3 separate regions of the Homo sapiens genome follow, and all the other regions are linked to region 2. A link is a loop called in an ENCODE intact Hi-C map of the cell type or tissue named here. Cell type or tissue: A673. All regions are shown on one strand.

Region 1 (5,000 bases), 850 kb before region 2:
GTGATAGCATATTTCACTGAATATATGCTACCGATTGTAAGGTGCACCGTTACTTTATGTGTCACTATAAGGAAAAATCTGACAAGTTTTTCTTAATCATTTATAATCTTTGTTTTATATTTAGTGAGTGAGATTTGTTGGATTTGTCTGCATTCATAACAAGGAAAATATGAAATGAAAGGCGTTCCTAAAACTTTATATTTGGAGTGTGAGAATTCTATATCACTTTTTGAATTGGTTATTGATGTTCATGTTTTACTATACGACACAGATGGTTTTTGACTTACAGTGGAGTTACATTCTGTTAAATCCATCGTAAGTTGAAAATATTTTCAGTTTGAAAATGCATTTAATACACCTAAACTACTGAATATCATAGCTTAGTTTAGCCTATCTGAACATAATAGCTTAGTTTAGCTTATCTTAAACTTGCTCAGAACACTTACATTAGCTTACAGTTGCACAAAATTATCTAACACCAAGCCTATTTTACAATAAAATATCAAATATTTTCTTATGTAATTTATTGACTACTGTACTGAAAGTAAAAAAGAATGGTCTCATACCATCACAAAGTATGAAAATCCTAAGTTGAACCATTGTGACATGGGAACCAACTGTATTGTCTTTTATTTTTATTGATACATAATAGGTATACACATTTTCCAGGTACATGTGATAGTCTGAGGTGTTCATATAATGTGTAATGATCAAATCAGGGTAATTGGAATATCCATCACCTTAAACATTTATCTTTATGCCAGGAATATCTGAATTATTCTCTTCTAGCTATTTGGAAATATACAATAGATTATTGTTGACTGTAGTCACCCTACTGATCTATTGAACACTAGGTTGTATTTTGTCTATTTAACTGTACTTTTGTACCCATTAATCAAGCCTCTCTTCATCTCCCCTCCCTACTCCCTACCCTTAACGGCCTCTACTCTTTTAGTCATTAGTTGTAGTCACTGTGTTAGGTGAAATAAGCTGGACTCAGAAAGACAAGTTTCACATGTTTTCGCTCATACACAGAAGCTAAAAAAGTGTATTGTCTTTTATGCTATCAAGAGAATTGATGTGCAGCTTTTCTTGTGTGTTCTATTCTTATCTCTGGGATTTTCTTCGAAGCTGCCAACACACCTATCCTGTAAATTTAAGATGTTTTGCTGTTGTTTCTTGTCTTGCCATATAGAAGGGAATCCTTTTGCATATACCTAAGCAGAAAAATGCTTCTCTTTTGGATATCTTCCTTTCTTAAGCTTATGAAGCACTTGACTGTTGCTTTTTAAGAAAATACAGAATTATGCCCATTATTCTAATGAATATTTTCTTTACTACCGATGCATCTTCATTCTCTTTCTCCTGACTTACACATTAACTTTTTGCTTTAATGTCAAATCATATTATCTTTTAAGACATAAGTGGCAATTAAACTCAATAATTGTACCAAGAATGCATGTAATTCAACTGAAGTGACTGTAATGTAACTTGCTGTGACCAAATTTGTGAATGTGCATGTAGCGACAACTATGTCATGGCTTCTGCCTAGCCTTCAATTATATGATGCCTTCAATTTTTAGATGCATCCAAATTTCACTGATATTAAATGTAAGAAAATATATACGTCTTAGACTCAGTGAATACTTAAAAGGAAAGTCTTGAGTACCTGTGTTGTTTCATTAATCATAATAACATGTACATCTTTGAATAATAGATTTCACAAATATGTGGAAGACATTTATTAAGTCTACAGGTAGTATTTAGTGTTGACCCTTTACAATAATCTAAGGCCTGCAGAGTTGGAAACCAGCATTCCAGATAAAGGAGAGAGATATGTAAAGAAAACGTGCCCTTCTAAACTGAGCGGTAAAAGAAGTTATTAGGAATGTAGTTTGTATATATTATTTTAAAACATTTTAGTTTTCAAATACAGTTGGTGATTTATTCTTGGAAGTCAAAATAAATTTGGAGACAATTAGGGCCAACCTATTAATAGAAGCATTTTAAACTATACAATCTCTTTAGTTTTCTGATTTTTTTTTCTGGAAATTCACTAGAGGGCAGTAGTAAGTAATAAAAGTTTTGTGTTTCTGAAAAGGATAGCCTTTTTGTACATTAAAAAAAAAGTCTGAAGTGAAGTTCGTGAAGTTCAAAAGATTGTTGTTTAAAGACCTTAAAAGTTATAATGTTTTATATAAGGTCTATGTCAAGCTTATCATAATCTAAATATTGTAGTTAAATTTCCTGATAATTATTGAAAATGCAGTCCAAAAACAAGCTAAAAGCTTGGTAACCAAACGATGGCACCTTTCTTCTACGTTGTCTTCGGACAATTAAAAATTTAAAAATAGTGTTTTGTTCTGGTCTTATGTTACCGCAAGTTGTTACCAGAAACTTTTTTATTTTATAAAATATTTTAAATTAAGCTATTTAGAAATTCAGTTCAGCTCTTCTAATAAGTATATCAATTCCATTTAAGGAAATAACTTTGTGTGAATTAAGAGCTGTCTCTTCCTAAAAGCTTATTGGTCAATTATTATCTTCTTGGAGAAATTATTTTATTAATTTAATAATAAATGTTTGTTCTTGAAACAAAGGTAGGAGGAAAAAGAATTGGGACTTAGTCATTACATACCAGATAGTCTACTGTAGTTGTTATTAGTCTGGCCTAGAAATCTGTTCAGCCAAGTTTGGCAGATCTAGTGATAAAACAAATGTGCAGATGAATAATGTTAATATACCTATGCGTTATAATTGAGTTATAAGCAAGGGACATTTACAAGTCAGGGAAGGTTTCTCAGACGTATTGTAATTAAACCGAGACCTGAAGGGCATTAACAGTTGTTAATGAAATAAGATGAGAAGGTGGGCATTCTAGATGAGGGCACTACATGGAATAAAATGTGTATGTTGGACAAAGCCTAAAGTAGCATAAAATTGTAGTGTTTTAAGAACTATGAACAATTCAGAAGCATGAGATAAAGTTAACAAGTTGGTAGGGATCAGGTCATGAAGTGCTTTATATGTAGAATTACATTAATTAGAGTCTTTTCCCAATACCAACCAATAATTGTACCTTTCATAAAAAAAAAATAGCAAAACAACTTTTTAAAACAATTTTATATGTTCATATACATATAGAGGTTGGGAACAAGTAGAATTGCTCTGGTTAAAGTAGCAGCAGATTCCTGCATGGCTAGCTGCCTTATCTTCTGTAGTGGCCCTAGTGGCACCTTTCCAGATTCCTAGGAACTCATACCAGAATGCTTTGAAAAATACATTTATTAGTCCTGTAGAATCTTAAAGGATGTTAATTAGAGGAATGACATATATTGACTTGGGTATTAGAGTGAGATCACTTTAGAAACAGTGTAGAAGATGGATTTGTAGAAATTGAGACCAGCAGACCAGTTTAGGATAATTCAGAAGGCCTTGTGTTTGACAGTAGACTGTAAATAAGGGCCATGTTGTTAATACTGACTAGAGCAAAAGGTTCCTTGGGAAACAGTATCGAGTACTGCAGTTAGTGCATTCAGGGAACCTAATCCATCCAACACAGAATAACAAGCATTGAGGACAAATAGGCCTAGATTGGAGGTGGTTGAGGGGACAGGGAAACATACCTGCATATAAGCTGGGCTTAGCAAAATATTGCCATGGCATTTTGTTGTAAAAAGCAACATTCTTTTGGATTATGAAAATAATATGAATGATGTGGTTTGGCTGTCTGTCTCTACCCAAATCTCATGTTGAATTGTGATCCCGAGTGTCGGCGGTGTGGCCTGGTGGGAAGTGATTGGATCATCGGGGTAGTGTCTAATGGTTTAGCACCATCCTCGTAGTACTGTCTTGGGATAGAGTTCTCACGAGATCTGGGTGTTTAAAAATCTGTAGCACCTCCCACTTCACTCTCTTCTTCCTGCTCCAGCAACATATAACGTGCTGGCTTCCCCCTTGCCTTCTGCGACAATTATAAGTTTCCTGAGGTGTCCCTAACCATGCTTCCTGTACAGTTGGTGGAATCGTGAGCCAATTAAACCTCTTTTCTTTATAAATTACCCAGTCTCAGGTAGTTCTTTATAGCAATGTGAGAACGGACTAATACAATGAGTAATGAGAATTGGTAAATAATCATATAATACTATATATTAATCAGAGTCTTAAATTATTCTGTTACTTTTTATCAATAATGTTTAAAGAATATGGAAGTACTAGAATAACCAAATTAAATAGGTTAAAATGATAATAAGGATAGGAAAATCCTATAAGGAAATGTTAAAGGAACTATCAGGTACTTTAGTTCCCATAGGCTTTATTCTTTGTATTTTTCAATGTTTTGAGGATATATAATTTAATATTAAAAATATAAACGAGATGCTTTTAATTTTAAAAAATATATTTAGAGGGTGCAAGTGCAGTTTTCTGACATGCATATATTGCATTGTGGTGAAGTCTAGGCTTTTAGTGTAGCCATCACCCAAATTGTGAATGTTGTACCCAGTAGGTAACTTTTCAACTTTACAATATACATTTTAAACCCAATTATATATTTTTCCTTTTATATTTCACCAAAGTATACATTTTGAAAGTATACATTTGATAAAAATTGAGGTAATTAGAGGGAAATTACTCTACAGGTTGAGTATCCCTCCCTAATCTGAAAATCCAAAATCTGAAAGCTTTCAAAATTTGAAACTTTGAGCTCAAAAGAAATGTTCCTTGGAACACTTTTAAAAATTATTTTTAATTTTCGTGGGTACGTAGTAGCTGTATAGATGGAGTACATATTTTGGTATAGGCATGCAATGCATAATAATCACATCATGGCAAATTCGGTATCTCTTCTGTCAAGCATTTATATACTTTGTGTTACAAACAGTCCAATTATATTCTTTTAGTTACTTAATTTAATTTAATTATTTACTTTTGAGACAGAGTTTCACTCTGTTACCAGGCTGGAGTGCAGTGGCGCGATCTCAACTCCCTGCAACCTCCAC
Region 2 (5,000 bases):
AAAGATCAACTGATGCTGCCAAATGACTTGGATGAGGCATCAGCTAAAATGTCTGTCAAGGCATGAGGCTTATAGTAACTCTGCCCTCCTTGGTTGGAACTGGGATCTAAGCAATTTGATCTGAAAAATCACAGACCAGAGTGCACTTCCTAAAATGATAAGCTCAGGTATGGGGGTGTGACTCATGTTGCAACAAAGAAAGTTCTCCCTGAAACTTTCCCCAAGACCACTAGAAAGATGCACACACACATGCTTTTTTTCTATCAGGCATGCTGGTCAGGAGTGGTGGAAACCTTTTTTGCTACCAGTTGGGGGAAAACATTTACTGAGAATAAAAAGCAACAAAAAGTAGGCCAGGCGCGGTGGCTCACGCCTGTAATCCCAGCACTTTGGGAGGCCGAGGTGGGCGGATCACGAGGTCAGGAGATCGAAACCATCCTGGCTAACACGGTGAAACCCCGTCTCTACTAAAAATACAAAAAAATATACAAAAAATTAGCCAGGCGTGGTGGTGGGCACCTGCAGTCCCAGCTACTGGGGAGGCTGACGCAGCAGAATGGTGTGAACCTGGGAGGCGGAGCTTGCAGTGAGCCGAGATCCTGCCACTGCACTCCAGCCTGGGGGATAGAGCGAGACTCTGTCAAAAAAAAAAAAAAAAAAAAAAAGCGACAAAAAGTAAAGCAGAAAAGAGAAATGGAGAATCAGACTTCTGACATTATTGGAGCACCTATTTCCAGACATTCAAGCCTCTAAAAATTTCAGTTAATTGGTCAATAAATCATTTATCTTGCTTATGCCATGATATGGTTTGGCTCTGTGTCCCCACCCAAATCTCATCTTGTAGCTTCCATAATTCCCATGCACTGTGAAAGAGAGCCGGTGGGAGATGCTTGAATCATGGGCACAGGTCTTTCCTGTGCTGTTCTCCTGATAGTGAGTAAGTCTCACGAGATATGATGGTTTTAAAAATGAGAGTTTCCTTGCACAAGCTCTCTCTTTGCCTGCTGCCATCCATGTAAGGCATGACTTGCTCCTCTTTGCCTTCCATCATGATTGTGAGGCTTCCCCAGCCACATGGAACTGTAAGTCCAGTTAAACCTCTTTCTTTTGTAAATTGCCCAGTCTCAGGTATGTTTTTATCAGTAGTGTGAAAATGGACATACATGCCATTTTGAGGGATTCAGGCAAATAGAAAAATGTGACAAAAACTGAAATGGTCACAGAGTACCCATACTTTTGGATACTGTCTTCATGGAACTACATGACTTTTACAACACAAATTAACAGATTATCCATTTCTCTATAGGGAAAGGATGTTTATAGATACTGATCAAGTTTTCTTAATGTAAATAGCACAAACACAAATGTCTAAAACACAAAGCATGTTGTATACTTTGGATCCTGTCTAAAATATAAATTATTTAAATGATAACTAGGTATTAATTTTTTTTTTTACAATTTTGCCATCAGTAAAAATCACTGCAAATACTTTCCTTAGCAAAACTATTTAATATTTTATAGGGCCAAAATGAACAAATACACATTAGTCTTTAGGATCAGCTATATATAAACATGGTTTTAAATAAGTTATTTGAAATTTTATGTCTTTCTTATAATAATGAAGTAAACACAAAATAAAATCCTCTGAACTGAAATCAGGATAAAAATATTGGAACATTTTTCAATAAAAAGAAAAAGAAGTATTTTAAAAAGTTATCCTAAAAGATTTATTTAACTATATTAAAATCCAAATAGAGAAAAATAAAAGAAAGTAATTTTAAGTTTAATATAATGAAAAAGTTAATCATACAGCAACAGGAATTATAGTTGTAGAAAAGCTGACATGAGTCTCTGTAAAAGTTAAGCACTCATATTCCATTAAACATAATAGATTCTAGCCTTGATTATATATCTTAATGAAGTTATTCATATATGGCCTGATCTTGATTAGGTACTTGGCTAGTGAAGCAAAATTGGTTGACCTCATTTTTTAAAAAAAGAAAACAAGATAGGAGTGATAGATCAGACTAATCGGTCAGTTATTCAGCAAAATGTATCTTTTGTGATGATTATTCTAGTTAGCAACTAAGATGGACTATTAAAAAAAGTCCTTGATATAAATTGGTTTTATATTGTACTTGCCCTTTCATCTCTCACTATACATAAATGTAAAGTATTTTTAAACCAATAAATTGCAAGAAGAAAGATAATGTCTTTGTTTTCAATACTTTAGAAAAGATTTTCAGATATGTCTAATTAGCCCAGATCCATTAAAATTGGAGATGTGCTGAGAACAAAGGTCCTTTAGGAATATCCATTTGGAAGAACCCCTGCCTTCAATGAAAGTATAACTGTGAACAAATGGCCATGCAAATGATGGACTTTTTATAAACCTAAAGTAGCCTTATGTGAATATGAAAATACTTCTTAATGTTACAAATTATGAGATAGTGCAGTGCTTGATAAGCGATTGTTCTGAGTCTAAATAAAAAAAAAATCCTAAATTCTTTATTTTGAACATATACACTATTCATCTTGTTTTTCTAAATGGTGGCAAGTATCTATAACTGTTCTCAAATGCTGCCACCTAAAGGTTAAAGTTGGGTATAGACTAATAATGTCTAGAAACAAAAAAAAAGTACGTAGATTATTTATAAAGAATCCAATCATATAATTTTACCCATTAATTTACACATAAATTTATCTTGCTGAATATTTTCTGAAGGGAACTATAAAGGCTACCCATTAAGTAATTAATGAATATTTTATCAAGGACTTAAAAGAAAAAAGTCAAGAGATATGTGGATCAAAATAATACTAATACTAGTAATAAAACTTAAAAAGATGATTTATAAGATGTGTTTCAAAATAAAATGTTTGAAGTATTTATTTGCTGATTAAACATTTAAAATTAACATATAGCCACTTGAGCCCTAGTTTTTTCAATGCATTATGGGTGTGTACAAAATATTTATAATTTTGAAAAAAATCAGTAAGAGCCATACCTGTAAACTAGTTAAAACCATCAATAAAAAGAAAACATGGCCATATGCTAAAAATACATAACAGTTTGTAAATATTTTGCAGAAGATAAATACCCAGTTCTAATCAAGTTGACTAGGATGTAACCAGAGAAAGACAATACATAAATGTAACTGTTTACTTAATGAATTGAAATGTTGCTTTTGGTACATCCATAAAAAGAAAGTATTTAGCACTGTTTATTCATCATTGACCATAAAGACTAACAATATATGGAAAACAAAATATTTTGGTCAAAAAAGCCATTCTAGGAATAGACTAGAGCTGATTTCCTATAAGAAAAGTAAACTATCCATCCATTCACACAATCTAGCAATCCTTTTTGCTGCGACTATATATTTAGCAAAATCTTCTAGTAATAATTTCAAGTCCCAGGCACTTTCTATGAAAGCGTGGACTAGTGTCACCTTTCAGAAATCAACAAAATACTGCTTTCACTTCTGTGCTTTGGTCTTATGAGTTTAGTTTAAATGAGTCTATTAATCACAGCCTGATCATCTCTTTGTTGACTAATACGCTTCAGTTTCAATACTTAGAAAGAAGGCTCCATCTATCCCACCAAGACACAGCTCCCGTAGGGAGTCCTTCACAAGGCAGCAGTTCACATTTCTGTCTGACATCTTTTTACCTGTAAGTCATCTTGTATATGTGTATAGTAATAACTAGACAGGACGTTCCTTAAGAGCTGAGACTGTGTCTGTCTGATTGGTATCCTTAATACATATTTATTGATTGAATAAGTATTTAAATTATTTATATTTAAAATTAAGAGTAGCCGAATTATATATGAATATAAATGTTTTATAATAAAAATTAATATTTATATTCCAAGTAACTCCCACTAAGATTCATTCTAGTTTATGCTTTAGCATTAAATTGAAAACACTAACAATTAATCTTAAACATACAGTATATGGATGACAACAGCACTTATAATCATATGGGGGAAATATGGTATACATTAATAGGCTTTCTCCTTCTCATTCTATGTAAGTTTTTTAAAAAATTAAAATTCCTCTCTAATAATACATTCTCAGGAAAAGGTGTCACTTCTTAACACCAAAATTATTTACTTGAAGTAAGGTCATTTGTTTTTATTTTTTTTATGTGATTAAAATATTGTAAATATAGTTGATATTTAAAATACTGTAATACTTTGGGATCTACAAGGCCTGGTTACCGTTCTCATTTCCTTATCCTTAAAATGGCAATAATAATGCCGTTATCCTAGTAATACTGTGTCAGCATAATGAAACAAAATAAAATCTCAGTAAATAATAGTCATACATCAGGAATAAGAAAAGTCCAGTACTAAAATTTAAACTATTTCTTATAGTTTTAACTAGGCATGTGCATTTGTTGCTAGATGTGATCTTAAGATCACATTATTAGTAATTAGCTAGGGGAAAACATCTGTTTCTATCTGCAATGGCTCACTTTCATGCTTCCCTTTTAACCTTACCAAATATATCAGCTGATTTAGGCAAGTATTTATATGAAAGGAAGTTAAGACCCAACATTCTATTCATAATTTTGTTTCGGGAAAGGAAAGGTAAGGGGAGGGGAGGGGAAGGGAGGGGAGGGGAGGGGAGGGCAGAGGGAGGGGGAGAGGAAGGGGGAAGGAGAGGGGCCGGGGGAAGGAAGGAAGGAAGGAAGGAAGGAAGGAAGGAAGGAAGGAAGGAAGGAGAAAGAAATGAAAGAAGAAAGAAAGAAGGAAAGAAAGGAAGGAAGGAAGGAAGGAGAAAGAAATGAAAGAAGAAAGAAAGAAGGAAAGAAAGGAAGGAAGGAAGGAAGGAGGAAAGAAAGAAAGAAAGTAAATGCTTCATTTTTACCCAAACTGATGCTTGTGGTGGATTGTCATTAAGGCATTGAGGGGATATCAGTGAGGCACAGCTATCTGCACCCAGAGCATTTGCCCTACTACTAGAGCACTCTTTAAATTCAGGTTTTTGAAGAGC
Region 3 (5,000 bases), 280 kb before region 2:
GGCAAATGAAAAAAATAATATCTTCAAGCAGGGTTCAGAGACAGCTGTCATGGTACTTTAGTAATAATGTTGAAAGACTTATGAAATGAGGGCATCCTCCCCAATATCCTGTAATGAGTAGTATTAATAATAAACATTTATCAATAATGTACATTTGAAATAAAATTTATTTTTTATTTTCTATTTTTATAAAGCCATATTTCATTTGACTGAAGCATAATTCTTAGCCAGAATGTCTTTCAATTAGAGTAATACATTCATTTACATTGATTCTGAGACTGCTTAAGCCTCATTTTGTATTTCTTATTTTTTTTTTTGGCTGAACTTTAGCTGAGGGTGAGTAAATTAATACTTAATGTAATATGTGTTTTTCAATCTAAGTTTAATCATCTTAGGTTATATGGAGTCATAGCTATGAGAGATGGGGGAAGGAAGATGCAATTATCCAATGCTATTTAATACAATTTAACAAACATTAATCAAGTTTATTTGGTACCCAAAGAACTTCAGCAGGTGTTGTGTAGGTGTGAGGGGGAAAATAAATAAAAAAAATGTCTAACTAAATTATTTACAATATGGTAGGGAGAAATATAGAAGTAAACAATGAATAAGAAAATCATCATAAATGCTACTAGGGTTTATATATCTTTTATGTGTATCGTAAGATTAAGCAGGAGATCTGGCATAAGATAGATCTAATTAATACTTTTTGAAAAATGAATGACAGGAGAGAGTAGATTAGAGAGGATGATTCTACTGCAAGTAACAAAATACCAGTCCAAGAAACCTAGACAAGAGGAATTTATGTTAAAATCACACTTAAAAACAACTCTTAATAGAGGTAGTTCTGCACTTGGATAATTCAGCAGCTCAATGATGGCAGAACTCTAGTCATTCTGCATACTGTTATTATACTCTATAATACATTTAGACTTCTTTTATTGTCATAAGTTGGTTGCCACCATTCTAACCATCAATTTCTCATTTCAAAATATCCAAAATCATGGAGGGGAAAGGGAATTGTCTCAGGAGTATTCCTTTTTTTTTTTTTTACAGAGAGATATTACTTTCAATGGCAAAAAATGCAATTAAATTTGCACCAACCTAATCATTTATTAGAAACTTACCCCTCCTCCCCCTCTGCCACACATACATGTTCCCCATAGGCCTTTTCTAGAATCACAGGACCAAACCCAGAAATGAAGTCTGGGATAGAATGTATGTGATATTTGAGCTTCTGTTGTGAGTGAGGTCTACAAGAAAAAAGAAAAGGAAGAAAAATGGTTCTTGGTTAAGAAGCAAATAGCAGATGCTCTTGGAAATATCACCATCAAGTAATTTCTTTGAGCAATGTACAACCTTCATCTTTTCCACTACTGAATATGCCCTCACAAGTGCTCCAGTAGGTACAGAAGCTCCCCAAACACCTATGTCCCTAGGTTCTTGGCACATGACACTTGCGATATTCATGCATCAGTGTCCTATTGTTTTATTTTTTAAATAACTATTTTACAGTAATTACCTGGTACTGCTCTTAGTCCTTTGTGAATTTTAACTCATGTAATTCTCACATTGATCCTATAAAGTAGATATTATCATCTCTACGTACAGATGGGGAAACTGAGGGCCATTGAGGTTAAGTAATCTGCACACAGTTGCACAGCCAGTAAGGCGTGAATGGTATGAAAATCAGGGTGTTTGCGTCCAGCATGGATGCCTTCACCATTCTGCTGCGCCACTTCTTCAGTGGCTTAGGGAAACATAGTGTCTTCTCTGACTTGCAAGCTCAGGCCTGCTGGAAGGCTAATTATACTGGGAATAGTAATAAATATTGCTACGAATCAGCTTGATCAAGTTGTGAGCTGTGTTACCCAACATCCCTGAGGTTTAGTTTCTTCATTTGTAAACCAAAGAGAAAAAGACTTCTAAGGTCATTTTCATCTTAAACATTCAGTGATAAAATTGACAATTAGCTGGTGTAGCTTTAGCAAAATTTGAAAGTCAGCCTTCTATTTTCATAACAACATTGGATTTTCTGTTTTCATTCTTGTCTCTTTGCAATCCATTGTATACATGGAACCCAAGGGATTGTGTAAAAAATCAAACAAATCAGCCATCATGTTGTTCTCTTGGCTAATGGGTTCATATGACTTCTCAATGCTTTCTGAACATATCCCTACTCCTTACTATGGCCTAAAGACCCCATGTGATCTGACCCCAGATGAACTCTCTTTTCTTATCAAATATACCTAGCCAGGTAAATCTTGTCTCATTCTTTGCCACATCAAGCTGTTTCCTGCCTGAGGGCCATCGTCTTGCTATGTCCTCATCTGCAAGCATTTTTGTCCCATCTCTTCACAGGGCTCCTTCTCATCATTCAGATATCAGCTAAAATATTATCTCCTCACAGCAGTTTTCCTAACCATGCTGTCTAACACAGGGCCTCTGAGCCTCCCTGCTCACACAGTCATTCTTTATCATACTATCTTGCTCTGTTTCCTTCACATAATTTAACCATTTTCTGCCATTATCTTGCTAATTAATTCGAGGGCAGGAACCATGTTCATTTTTTAACCATTACAGGGCCAACATATGGAATAGTGACATTTTATTGAAAAAAAGTTTCTCATTTATGTAAAAGACAATTATAATATTTTGGGCTTAATTAATTGAGACTAGGTTCTCAATTAAATATTTTTAAATTAAATTAACGAGCATATGTAAAACTAAATTAATGAGTCTTCTAATTATAATTATTTTGTGTTTATTTTTAAACTTTCATTTAATATATATAAGAAACATAAGAACAAATATAGACACAGTCATATTGCTGTATCAGTGAAAATGGCTAATTTTTGTTCGCCTTTTAAAAAATATATTAGTACTCAAATGGTTACTATTACATGATTTCTCTCCTTTGAAGCTTCTAAATGAAGAAAAAATATTTCTCCATTTTGTCAAACTACTATCTTCTCTTTCTAGGAAGCAGTTGATTTTGTGTATTTTTTGGAAATACGCTGGCCTATAAAAATTTTTCAAATGGTAGAGGTAACCTGTACTCAGCATCTGCTTTAGAAACAGCTCCAACATTAGATGGCAGCAGTAGATTGACTGATTGGGATTGATAGTAATAAATGGCAGCTCTTAATTCCCTATTCTATGATGATTCAATTCATTCCTGCATCTAGTAATCCTTTATCCTTTAAAAATACTATTGGGTAAACTTTGTAATAATCTAGAGTTTGCAAAGTATCTTGATAAAGAACAAAAGGTATTCCCTGTGGTACATGATGGCATAATGTTGAATTTTGTATTTTCCTGAAATTTCTTTTCTTTTCTTGGAAGCAAACAAAACACTGTGGATTGTTTTTTCTAGTTTGTCAGATGAAAACAAGCACACAAAACCTTTTGGGTGGCCTATACCAAAATGTAGATGTAGATGTTTATCTTGTCTTGAAGTTAATGGAGAATGGAAGTAGTATTTGGGGAGATGTGGCTGGGAAGGGCAAACATTGTCACGGCATGAAATATTCAGTTTATTCCTTTCTCTCTCCTTATTAGATATATTGGACATCTCTCTCCATATGAGGCAATTTGTCACCTTAGGTTAATAGCTGTATGAGAATTAGCTCTCAAGTCCAACTTAATAAATCAAGTCTTGAATTTTAGAATACTTGTAAAGTCTATTAAGACTTTCATTGCTACTTAAATAATCAGATGTGGGCAAAATGCATTTTCAATATTCTCTGTTCAGTTTATCACTTTTAAACTGTCAAAGCCAGAGCAATTTTAAAACTTTTAAGCTAATCAGTCTTCACTTGTAAGAATATGCTATCTTAGCAAGTAGCAAGGGCCTTGGTAAACAATGTGAAATTAAAAACTGTTGCTTGAATGAATAAATCAATGAATGAATATATAGATAGATGAATGGATAAATAAATATATTGTGCAGACTAAGGTATACTATGCAACTCAATAGACAATCAGCATCTACTATGGGGTAGGCATTGTGTGAAGACTGGGGAAATCAAGTTGAAGGGGAAAATCTTGACCATTAGACCTATACGTTAGCAGAGGGACTGACACTAACACAAGCTCATTACCATGTGCTATGTGGGAGGTAAAGGGTGCTCTGGGAAAACGGAAGGCAGAGACTGGAGATGTGATCTGAATTTGCCAGGCAAAGGAGGAAGTATATGAACAAAATTATTCTAGGCAGATGGAACAAAAAAGAGGAAGGTGCAAATCAGTGTGGTGTGTTGGGAAAATTGCAAATGGTTGACTACCGTAATGACAAGGCAGAGGTACAGAAGGTAAAGAGAAAATGATGCAAGATGAGGCTGGATCATGGAGGGCTTCATAAATTATGCTGAGAAATCTGCACTCTATCTAATGAGGAGGTGGGAAACAACCAAAAGATAAAATATTCTGGTAGTGAAAGTGAAGATAGATTTAAGAGTCAAAAGCCAGGGCAAATTATGTCTCCTACTGCAATTATTGATTATCAAAGCAAATCTTTCATCATCACATGGGAACTACGATCCCTCCTAAAACACTGACATTGATCTGTGATGGAGACAATATATAAGCTGAAATTGTGGGCAGAGGAAGTGCATATATAGAAATTGACTATAAAGTCACGAAATACCAGTTTTGAAGTGTGGTTTCAAGAGTCAGGTTCATTATTGCATCATTTCAACTCATTTTGATATATTAAAATTATGCAAGTTCCACTTTTATTCTTATGTTTCTTTTTTTTTGAGACAGAGTCTCACTCTGTCGCCCTGGCTGGAGTGCAGTGGTGCAATCTCGGCTCACTGCAGGCTCTGCCTCCCGGGTTCACACCATTCTCCTGCCTCAGCCTCCCGAGTAGCTGGGACTACAGGCACATGCCACCATGCCTGGCTAATTTTTTGTATTTTTAGTAGAGATGGGGTTTCACCGTGTTAGCCAGCATGGTCTCGATCTCCTGACCTCGTGATCCGCCCGCCTTGGCCTCC

Evidence for each region. A loop is a pair of places that touch in the nucleus more often than their neighbours do. Peaks named below come from ENCODE experiments on the same cell type or tissue, not always from the same donor. Only the 100,000 strongest peaks of a DNase experiment are listed, where the experiment ranks them.
Region 1: a loop joins it to region 2, with 7 times the contacts of the local background. A loop is called at or near these places in 17 of 110 quality-filtered maps.
Region 3: it touches region 2 in a loop (4-fold over the local background); 6 of 110 quality-filtered maps call a loop at or near these places.

Annotation. Positions count from the first base shown.
Region 1 is chr6:69,727,089-69,732,088 of GRCh38, reverse strand. The region is part of intron 7 of LMBRD1 (LMBR1 domain containing 1); the gene reads left to right. Among named protein-coding and RNA genes, the nearest start is that of LMBRD1, 67 kb to the left of the region's middle. In A673, a CTCF peak has its summit at 2,045 (motif pointing right); no DNase peak of the experiment used is centred here.
Region 2 is chr6:68,874,879-68,879,878 of GRCh38, reverse strand. The region is part of intron 3 of ADGRB3 (adhesion G protein-coupled receptor B3); the gene reads right to left. Among named protein-coding and RNA genes, the nearest start is that of ADGRB3, 240 kb to the right of the region's middle. In A673, a CTCF peak has its summit at 2,593 (motif pointing left); DNase peaks (open chromatin) are centred at 2,588, 4,588 and 4,928; H3K27ac peaks cover 1,373 bases.
Region 3 is chr6:69,153,753-69,158,752 of GRCh38, reverse strand. All of the region lies in intron 17 of ADGRB3 (adhesion G protein-coupled receptor B3), which reads right to left. Among named protein-coding and RNA genes, the nearest start is that of ADGRB3, 520 kb to the right of the region's middle. In A673, a CTCF peak has its summit at 3,089; no DNase peak of the experiment used is centred here.